Regions from separate parts of the Homo sapiens genome. Here region 1 is linked to region 2. A link is an interaction called in ENCODE POLR2A ChIA-PET data of the cell type or tissue named here. Cell type or tissue: OCI-LY7. All regions are shown on one strand. Each heading gives the region's core, and the rest is flanking DNA. Links, peaks and the distances in the headings are about the cores only. Region 1 overlaps LOC102723444 (a long non-coding RNA gene). Region 2 overlaps DMXL1-DT (DMXL1 divergent transcript).

Region 1 (4,394 bases), core at 244-4,243, 290 kb after region 2:
TTTGTGTTCATTCTTCTCCCTACCCTTGTAACAGCCTTAATTTCTGTATCTCTGTTTCCTATCTGGGGTGCCCTCTAGTCCTCATCTCTGAAGGGAAGGAACAAAGAGATGAGTGAATTCTTTACTCTTAGCTGTTAGTCATCCACCGGCTTTTCCTCCAAGGGATGTTTAGTGTTTTTAAAAGAACCTGATGGTAGAACAGAAAATCAGAGTTTAACCCAAGGTATCACCCTTCTAATGATAGTATTTCCTGTACTGCTAAGAGCATAATCTGGGGCTTGGTAGCCTCTCAGAGATAGCACCTTGTGTTGTCCCCTTTAGGTTAGAGCTGCGGAACCAGCACCAGCCACTGAACATGAAGAAGGTTTTGACTTTATCTTTTTAAATTTGCATTATTCAGACCCATGTCAGAGTCCACGAAAATTCTTGCAAATGTGTTTTTGTAAGAGCTGGGTGTCACCCTGCTTCCCCGTATTTGGTGTTGGCCAATGGGAGAGTTATGGGAATGTCATATTCCTTCCTCAAAGCCACTTAAAGCTGTGCTAAATTTGCAGGGTTTTTTTTTGATAATGCTTTCTCCTCAGGGTACTCTCTCAACTTACTCCCTTCAGGAAAATTTCTTGAATGAATAGTCCACCAGTGCTGTCTCTGCTTTCTCAACACCAGATCATTCTGCAACCTCTTGCAATTTGGCTGCTATCTCTAGTCATGTTACTAAGTTATCTTTCTCAAAGAATCTCCATTGGTCACCCAACCATCATAGCCATTGGTCTTCAGCCTTCACTTCTGACTGGTTATTCTCTACCTGGGGGCATTTTTCTTTCTTTTCTCCCTCTCTTCCTCTTCTTTGGCTGGCGTTACTTTTTTCAGTCTCTGAAGGGAAGCTCACTCCTAGGAGACTTGCTTAATAGAATGTTTATCGCCTGCATGTCTTTAGCAAAGAGGTGTCTGGAATTCCCATCTGGGATTTATTAGTCTAAATATTCAGGTGGTCCAGTGCCGGATGTTAGTTCTTAACTTAAAGGAAACAAAGTTTCCAATCCGAGGATGGTGAGATTGCTGCTGTTCTACAGTGGGCAGCCGCTGCTGGTGTCTTGCTTGCCCTGGAAATGCCATCAACTGAAATGGAATTTTGTTCAATCCATCTTATTAATAGTTCCTAAAGCAATTGTGGTGGGGTTGATAGGTGGCTAGTAAGGTTGCCTCTGTAAAGATAAGCACAATCCATTAATTAAGTCTGGAGTCCACTGGACTTCTACCGGGGATGTTTGCATTTGCTCGGCACTCTGTTTATAAGGATGTCGAAGGAAGTGCGTCCATTCTGTGCATGTTGTAAAACAGAAGGTTTGCAGCTGTCAGATTTATTTTTTTCTTGGCTCCTTTTCTGACAGAACTTTTGTAAACTTGATAGTTTTATAGATTGTCGAAAATTACTAACCTCGGTTCTGCAGATGCCATGCAGATTTTCTTGTCTTGTTTTCTTTCTTTGAAGATAGCAGATATTTATGTACATAGTTTCTTGTAAGGTACTTTTTGGGGAAGAGGAGATTAAGATTATTCTTATATGCTATCATAATTCAGTATTATGAAATTATTAAATGATTATTTTATTAGTTATATAGTGCTTTGAAAGTGTCCAGCATGCATTGTATGCTCTAGAAAGGAGAACAAACAAATGCAAGGTATAATCTTGTGTTTTAAATAGCTTATGGAGCTGCCTCAAAGACAACTAACATCAAGATTATCAACTTTAAGTATAGCACAAGTTCACTGTAGAAGTATAGGTCCACTGTGGGCTTCAGTAGGCTTTTAAGAGGAGTTGGGACCTGAGTATGGCTTTGGGTAGGGTAAAAAGCGGATATAACAGCTGAAAAAATAGACCAGCAGCAGCTGCCCCCGCTGTGTGACCACACAGGGTGTCATGATTCATCATAAGGTTTGTCTCAAGTAATTTCCAGTTAATGAAAACAAGTGTCAAAAATTTCTGAATGATTCCTTTTCAAACCACTCATATCTATGTGTGTGTGGGCGCACATTCATGATTTTGCCTCAAGTAGCATCATTCACACTCACTTGCATTGCCATTGCTTTCTTTGAGAGTGAGAAGTTGGTACTTCAGCTGGTGTATTAGTCTGTTTTGCATTGCCAAAAAGAAGAACCTGAGTAATTTATAAAGAAAAGAGGTTTATTTGGCTCCTGATTCTGCAGGCTATGCAAGCATGGCACCAGCATCTGCTCAGTTTCTGTTGAGGCTTCAGGAAGTTTTTCCTCATGGCAGAGGTGAAGAAGGAGCAGATGTGTCACACAGAGAGGGAGCAAGAGAGAGGGGAGGAGGTACCAGGCTCTTTTAAAGAACCAGCTCTCGCATGAACTCATAGAGCAAGGACTCACTCGTTACCATGGGGAGGGCACCAAGCCATTCATTAAGGATCCACCTCCATGACCCAAACACCTCCTATCAGGCCCCACCTCCATCACATTTCAACATGAGGCTTGGAAGGGACAAACATCCACACTGTAATAGCTGGCATCCTGGGAATGGGGCCTCACCCACAGCCTGTCCTATTGGTGTTGCCTTCATGGGTGCAAGGACTGAGGCAGCCAATTCTTGTGTGGCAGGTATGAATTAACATATTTCTAGCCTCAGTGAGCATTTGAATTTTCAACCCACTGTCTTGTTTAAGGGAAACTAGCTTAAAATCTGTTAGGCAACGCTAACTAGAGATGATGGCTTTACTGACTGCTGCAGGAATGGAGAGAAAAAAAGGCCAATCCAGGAAACATTTTGATGTGAGATTAGAAATAAGGGGAGACAGAGCAGCATAAGTCAAAGATAATTGTAAGGTTTGTAGCCCCCAGTGCCTAAGTGAGAAAAATTTATAAAGAAATATAATATTAAGTACGGTTAATATTAAGGCTCCATCTGTGCCTTCAGGGATACCCCTAGATAGGGCGAGCCTAAGGAACCATTCAAGCAGACAGGTCCTAATGGCAGCTGGAAACATGTAGGCTAGAGCAGAGCCTTCCAAATGTTCTTGGCTCATGCACCCTTAGTGGTCTCAGTAATTTTTTTCATGCCATTTCTAGGACAAAAGAAATACTTAGCAGTTTCATTTGTTAAGTACTTAGTTCCAAACAACTTAGTATTTCTGTATTGATAACTTTGTAGTTGTACAAAATAATACATATATATTGAAATATTTAAAAATAATGTTTTTACGTTACTCTTCATTTCTTAATGGAATGTATGTACCTGTTGGGCATTGCATATATTGGTCAGGGTCTAATGAGAATATAAAGTACACAGTAATTTAAAGGAAAGTTTAAAATAAACAAGTATTAGCTAGGAAAACAATATGACAGTTCCTTTAAAAATGAAAAATAGAATTACCATATGATTTAGCAATTTTACTTCTGGGTATATACTCAAAAGAATTGAAAAGGCATCTCAAAGAGATATTTGTAAACCAAAACCCAAAAGGTGGTAGCAATCCAGGTATCCATCTACAGAAGGATGTATAAACAAAATGTGATATACACATACAATGGAATATCACCCAGCCTTAAAAAGGAAGAAAGGAAGGAAAGTCTGACCTGCTACCATGTGGATGAATCTTGAGGATGTTAAGTGAGATAAGCCATCACAAAAAGACAAATACTCTTTAATTCCACTGAATGTAAGTTACCTGGAGTAGTCAAATTTATAGAGACAAAAAGTAGAATGGTGGTTGCCAGGGGCTGACAGGAGCAGAGAATGGCGAATTAGTCTTCAGTGGGTACAGAGTTTCAGTTTTGCAAGATGAAAAAAGTTCTAGAGATGGATAGTGGTGATGATTGTACAACAATGTGAATGTACTTAATTCTCCTGAACTGTATATTTAAAATTATTAAGATGGTAAATTTTATACTATATGTATTTTGCCACAATTTTTAAAAAATACAAAAGAAAACTGTTAAGAAAAAGAGAAGTAGTTCACTATAATGGGGACTAGCTAACAGGAAGTAAAGAGAACTTTAAATAACAGAGGAATAGCAGATATAAGGAGCAGCCCCTACCCGTGGGCCGTGGGTCTGATAGAGCACCCAAACACATGCTTCTCTCTGCTCCAGACCTTGCTGGAGAGGTCATGGCCTGCTGTGGCTCCTGGGCTGGCAGAGAAGTCACTGGGGTGCTATGCTGGCAGAACTTGCTAGAAATCTACCCTCTAAGATGCTAAGGAAAGCTATTCATGTGGAGGTCTTTCACTGGATGCATTCTGCTGCAAAATCAACCGAGAGGGATGCCAGTGGAAGCTGCTGGAGGCTGGGAGGTGCTGACCATCATGTTCAGCAGGAGCCAGTTGCTGAAGAAGGTGTGGATACTCTAGGAGCCATGCGTGTTTGCAGCAGCCTGC
Region 2 (4,394 bases), core at 67-4,066:
TTTAACAGTGTAGTCTAAGTGACATTTTTCTGTTTTAATGTTAAAATATGACCCACGAACAAACAAGATTAAGTCTGGATTTTCTAAAGGAATTTCTAATCTATTTAATGCACAGATATTTCACAAACATAGGTTAGACAGTCAAGAATTTCCTTTTCTTCAGGTGATGGAAGGAAAGTAATAGGATTTTCCAAGATTATAACAATGATTAGAAATATGTAACAGAGAAGGTAATAGGATTTCATAAGAGATAAGCTTATTTACTAAGAAATGTTGTATATATTCAGTGAGAACCAAAGATTACACAGCGTGAGGGACCATGAAATTTAAAGGAGACTCCAAAAACAAAAACAATTGCTGAAGTCTCTGCTAGTTTAGCTGCTGCTGTGGCTACTCAGACTAACCACACAAAGCTACTGAAGGGCTCTTTTTGTTTTTTGTTTTTTTTGAGACAGAGTCTCACTCTGTTGCCCAGGCTGGAGTGCAGTGGCGCAATCTCGGCTCACTGCAACTTCCGACTCCCAGGTTCACGCCATTCTCCTGCCTCAGCCTCCTGAGTAGCTGGGACTACAGGTGCCCGCCACAATGCCCGGCTAATTTTTTGTATTTTTAGTAGAGACGGGGTTTCACCTTGTTAGCCAGGATGGTCTTGATCTCCTGACCTCGTGATCCACCTGCCTTGGCCTCTCAAAGTGCTGGGATTACAGGTGTGAGGAAGGGCTCATTTTTAACTCAAGAAAGACTCGTTCATATTTAGATTCCCAAAGAAGCGGTTTGTTACAAAGACTGGTTAACTCATATAGCTTCTTTGAACAGACACTTGTTGGAACTCACAAAATAATATCTGAGCCAAGAACAGTGGCTCTCACCTGTAATCCCAGGACTTTGGGAGGCTGGGGCAAGATGACTACTTGAGCCCAGGAGTTTAAAGTTTAAGACCAGACTAGGAAACATAGTGAAACCCTGTATCTACAAAAAATAAAATAAAAATTTAGCTGGGTGTGGTGGTATGTACCTGTAGTCCCAACTACTTGGGAGGCTAAGGTGGGAGGATTGCTTGAGCCCAGGAATTCGAGGCTGCAGTGAGCAACAGGGCGAGACCCTGTCTCAGAAAAAAAGAAAAAGAAAATGATACCCCAAAATATGGTGCTTTGACATGCTACACTGAAGAAGCAGACTTAAAGTCTATCTCTATGCTACCTCCCTGTCTCTCATTCTCTTTCCCAAAGCACCAAGAGGGACTCTCCTCTGGAATTTTCATATGGGACTAAGAAAAATTCTTCCAACAGAAATGCAATTGTCCCAGCCTGGCCAACATCTCTACTGAAACCCCGTCTGTACTGAAAATACAAAAATTAGCCAGGCACGATGGCACTTGCCTGTAATTCCAGCTACTTGGGAGGCTGAGGCAGGAGAATCTCTTGAACCTGGGAGGCAGAGGTTGCAGTGAGTTGAGATCGTGCCACTGCACTCTAGCCTGGGTGACAGAGTGAGACCCTGTCTCAAAAAAAAAAAAAAAAAAAAAGAAATGCAATTGACTTAAGAACCCCTCCCCAGGAATCTCATCAAATAACCAGGAAAAATTAGCCACCTAGAGAGGAGAAGCTACAAGGAATCACCACACCCAGACAGGCTTTTCGTCTGTTCATCTGAGGGCAGGGCCCACAGATTATGTGGAAGACTTTATCTGTGTAATGAGACAAGCTTTGTTTCTGTGCCATTCTGCCCCTCACCCTCCCATAACTTGCAACTCTTGGTCTCATCTACAAAATAGTCTCATTTACAAAATAGTATCTGCTGCCATAAATCTATATAAGCCTCGACCATCTGGCTCCTCTTCTAGTCTCATACTTTGTATATGGCTCCTGTATCCATATGCATGTTAGTAAGTTTTGCATGCCTTTTTCTCCTATTAATCTGCTTATTGTAAGTTAATTTTCAGTGAAAATGTAGAAGGCAGAGGGGAAGCTTTCCCTTGACTTCTACACACTGTTGGGCGCCCACTGCCTGAAAAAGCCAATGTCAACTAGGAGTCTTCTTAATTGTGTCTTAGTTAGTGGCTTAGCAAAGTTTCAAATGGCCTATAATCTGTCAGAAGGATTTATCTCCTTGGGATGTGCTATGGTCTGAATGTTTCTGTACCCCCCAAAAACCGTATATGTTGAAATCCTAAGCCCCAAGGTGATGGTGTTAGATGATAGGGCCTTTGAAGTCATGAGGTCATTTGGGCTGAGCCCTCATGAATGAGATTAGTGCCTTTTTTTTTTTTTTTTTTTTTTTTTGAGATGGAGTCTTGCTCTGTCACCCAGGCTGGAGTGCAATGGCGTGATCTCAGCTCACTGCAACCTCTGCCTCCCAGGTTCAAGCGATTCTCCTGCCTCAGCCACCCGAGTAGCTGGGATTACAGGCGCCTGCCACCATGCCTGGCTAATTTTTTTTTTGTATTTTTAGCAGAGACGGGGTTTCACTATGTTGGCCAGGCTGGTCTCGAACTCCTGACCTCAGGTGATCCACCCGCCTCGGCCTCCCAAAGTGCTGGGATTACAGGTGTGAGCCACTGCACCTGGCCATTAGTGCCTTTATAAAAGAGATACAAAACAGATGCAATGTTATGTGCCTGTAGTCCTAGCTATCAGGGAGGCTGAGTCAGGAGGACGCTTGAGCCCTGGAGTTTGAGTCCAGCCTGGGCAAGATAGTGAGACCCCATTTCTAAAAAACTCTATGTAAGGAAAGTTTGGTTTAAAAATAAAAAAAGACACAGAGAGACCCTTGCCCCTTCCACCATGTAAAGACACATGGAGAAGGCACTATGAAGTGAAGTGAGAATGAGGGCCCTCAGCAGACACTGAATCTGCCTTAATCCTGGAATTCCCAGTCTCCAGAACTGTGAGAAATAAATTTCTGTTTTTTATAAGCTATCTAGTTTATGATATTTTGTTATAGCAGATTGAACCAACTAAGGATAAATCATGTCCTAGCTAATGAACTTTACTTTTATAAAATTATAACTTCTCTTTGGAAACCTTATGGCATTTCTGAGCTAAAACAGCAAGTAAAGAGATGGAATCAGTCTTAGGATTTACCTCATCTTTAGAACACAACAAAAAGTAATCTACATTTGGGGTTTATGTTGTTTATCTTTGTTGTTGTTGTTTATTTGTTTTTTTACTTAAACATAGCATCTTATTATGTTGCCCAGGCTGGTCTCGAACTCCTGGTCTCAAGCAATCCTCCCACCTCAGCCTCCAGAGTAGCTGGGACTACAGGCATGCACCACCACACCTGGCTTCCATTTTGAATACAGGTAGAATCACTGAGAAACTTACATTCTTTGAATTCTTGGTTAAGGAATTGTGAAAAGTAGGAGTGTACCTCAATAAAATTCTAGGCGTAGTTGCCCAGGACTATTGTTGATTTTCCCAGGAAAAGGCAAACAAATATAAACTCTTGATCTAAAATATCAAGGGGCTGGGCATGGTGATTCACACCTGTAATCCCAGTATTTTGGGAGGGTGAGGCAGGAGGACTGCTTGAGGCCAGCAGTTCAAGACCAGCCTGAGCAACCTGGTGAGACCCCATCTCTATGAAAAAATTTCAAAAATTAGCCAGGTGTGGTGGCATGTGCCTGTAGTCCCAGCTACTCAGGAGCCTGAGGTAGGAGATTGCTTGAGCCCAGGAGGTTGAGGCTGCAGTGAGCCAAGATAATGCCACTGCATTCCAGCCTGGGTAACAGAGTGAGACCCTTTCTCTAAATTAAGTAATTAATTTTAAAAAATAGCAAACAGTGGAATTTCCTGGGAGAACCATCAACTCTTTAATAGAAGTTATCAAATAGCTTACATCCCAAATCTCACCACAAAATTCTTACCTTGCTGTGTCTACCAATTCTAAACTATAAATCCATTTAATTCATGTAATGATCTATATCTAATCCTAGTCAACACCATCACACATACTGGAATTAAAAGGTTTGCCTTAAATCAAATTTCAACATCTCAATAAATATCCCAACTCTGTTCTTCCTTCTCTGAGACACTATTAAGACTGTTGAAGTAGTGTTCTCTCTCACTACAGTAAGCAATAAACAACTTTGTCTTATTAACAGGTTGATTAGGTGATTTGGGGGAGCCAGCTTTCGACAGTCCCTGAAGATCAAGGATTATTTCTTATTTATTTCCGTGTTTTATAACATCTAGTAAAGCATAAGATGCTTACTAAACATTTATTTATTTATTTACTGAGACAGGGTCTCAATCTGTTGCCCTTGCTGGAGTGCGGTGGTGTGATCATGGCTCACTGCTGCCACAGCCTCCCAGGCTCAAGTGATCCTCCCACTTTAGCCACCCAAGTAGCTAGGAATACAGACACGTGCCACCATGCCTGGCTAATTTTTT

Evidence for each region. Peaks named below come from ENCODE experiments on the same cell type or tissue, not always from the same donor. Only the 100,000 strongest peaks of a DNase experiment are listed, where the experiment ranks them.
Region 1: POLR2A ChIA-PET joins it to region 2 with 13 read pairs; 3 of 35 experiments call an interaction of 5 or more read pairs at or near these places.

Annotation. Positions count from the first base shown.
Region 1 is chr5:119,341,959-119,346,352 of GRCh38, forward strand. It overlaps LOC102723444 (a long non-coding RNA gene), which reads right to left. Exons shown (of 5, transcript XR_007058912.1): 5 at 1-4,394. It also overlaps a transcript of TNFAIP8 not described here. Among named protein-coding and RNA genes, the nearest start is that of TNFAIP8, 12 kb to the right of the region's middle. In OCI-LY7, for the core only: no CTCF peak of the experiment used is centred there; DNase peaks (open chromatin) are centred at 283 and 1,924; H3K4me3 peaks cover 3,452 bases; H3K27ac peaks cover 3,399 bases.
Region 2 is chr5:119,050,919-119,055,312 of GRCh38, forward strand. The region is part of intron 1 of DMXL1-DT (DMXL1 divergent transcript); the gene reads right to left. Among named protein-coding and RNA genes, the nearest start is that of DMXL1-DT, 18 kb to the right of the region's middle. In OCI-LY7, for the core only: no CTCF peak of the experiment used is centred there; no DNase peak of the experiment used is centred there.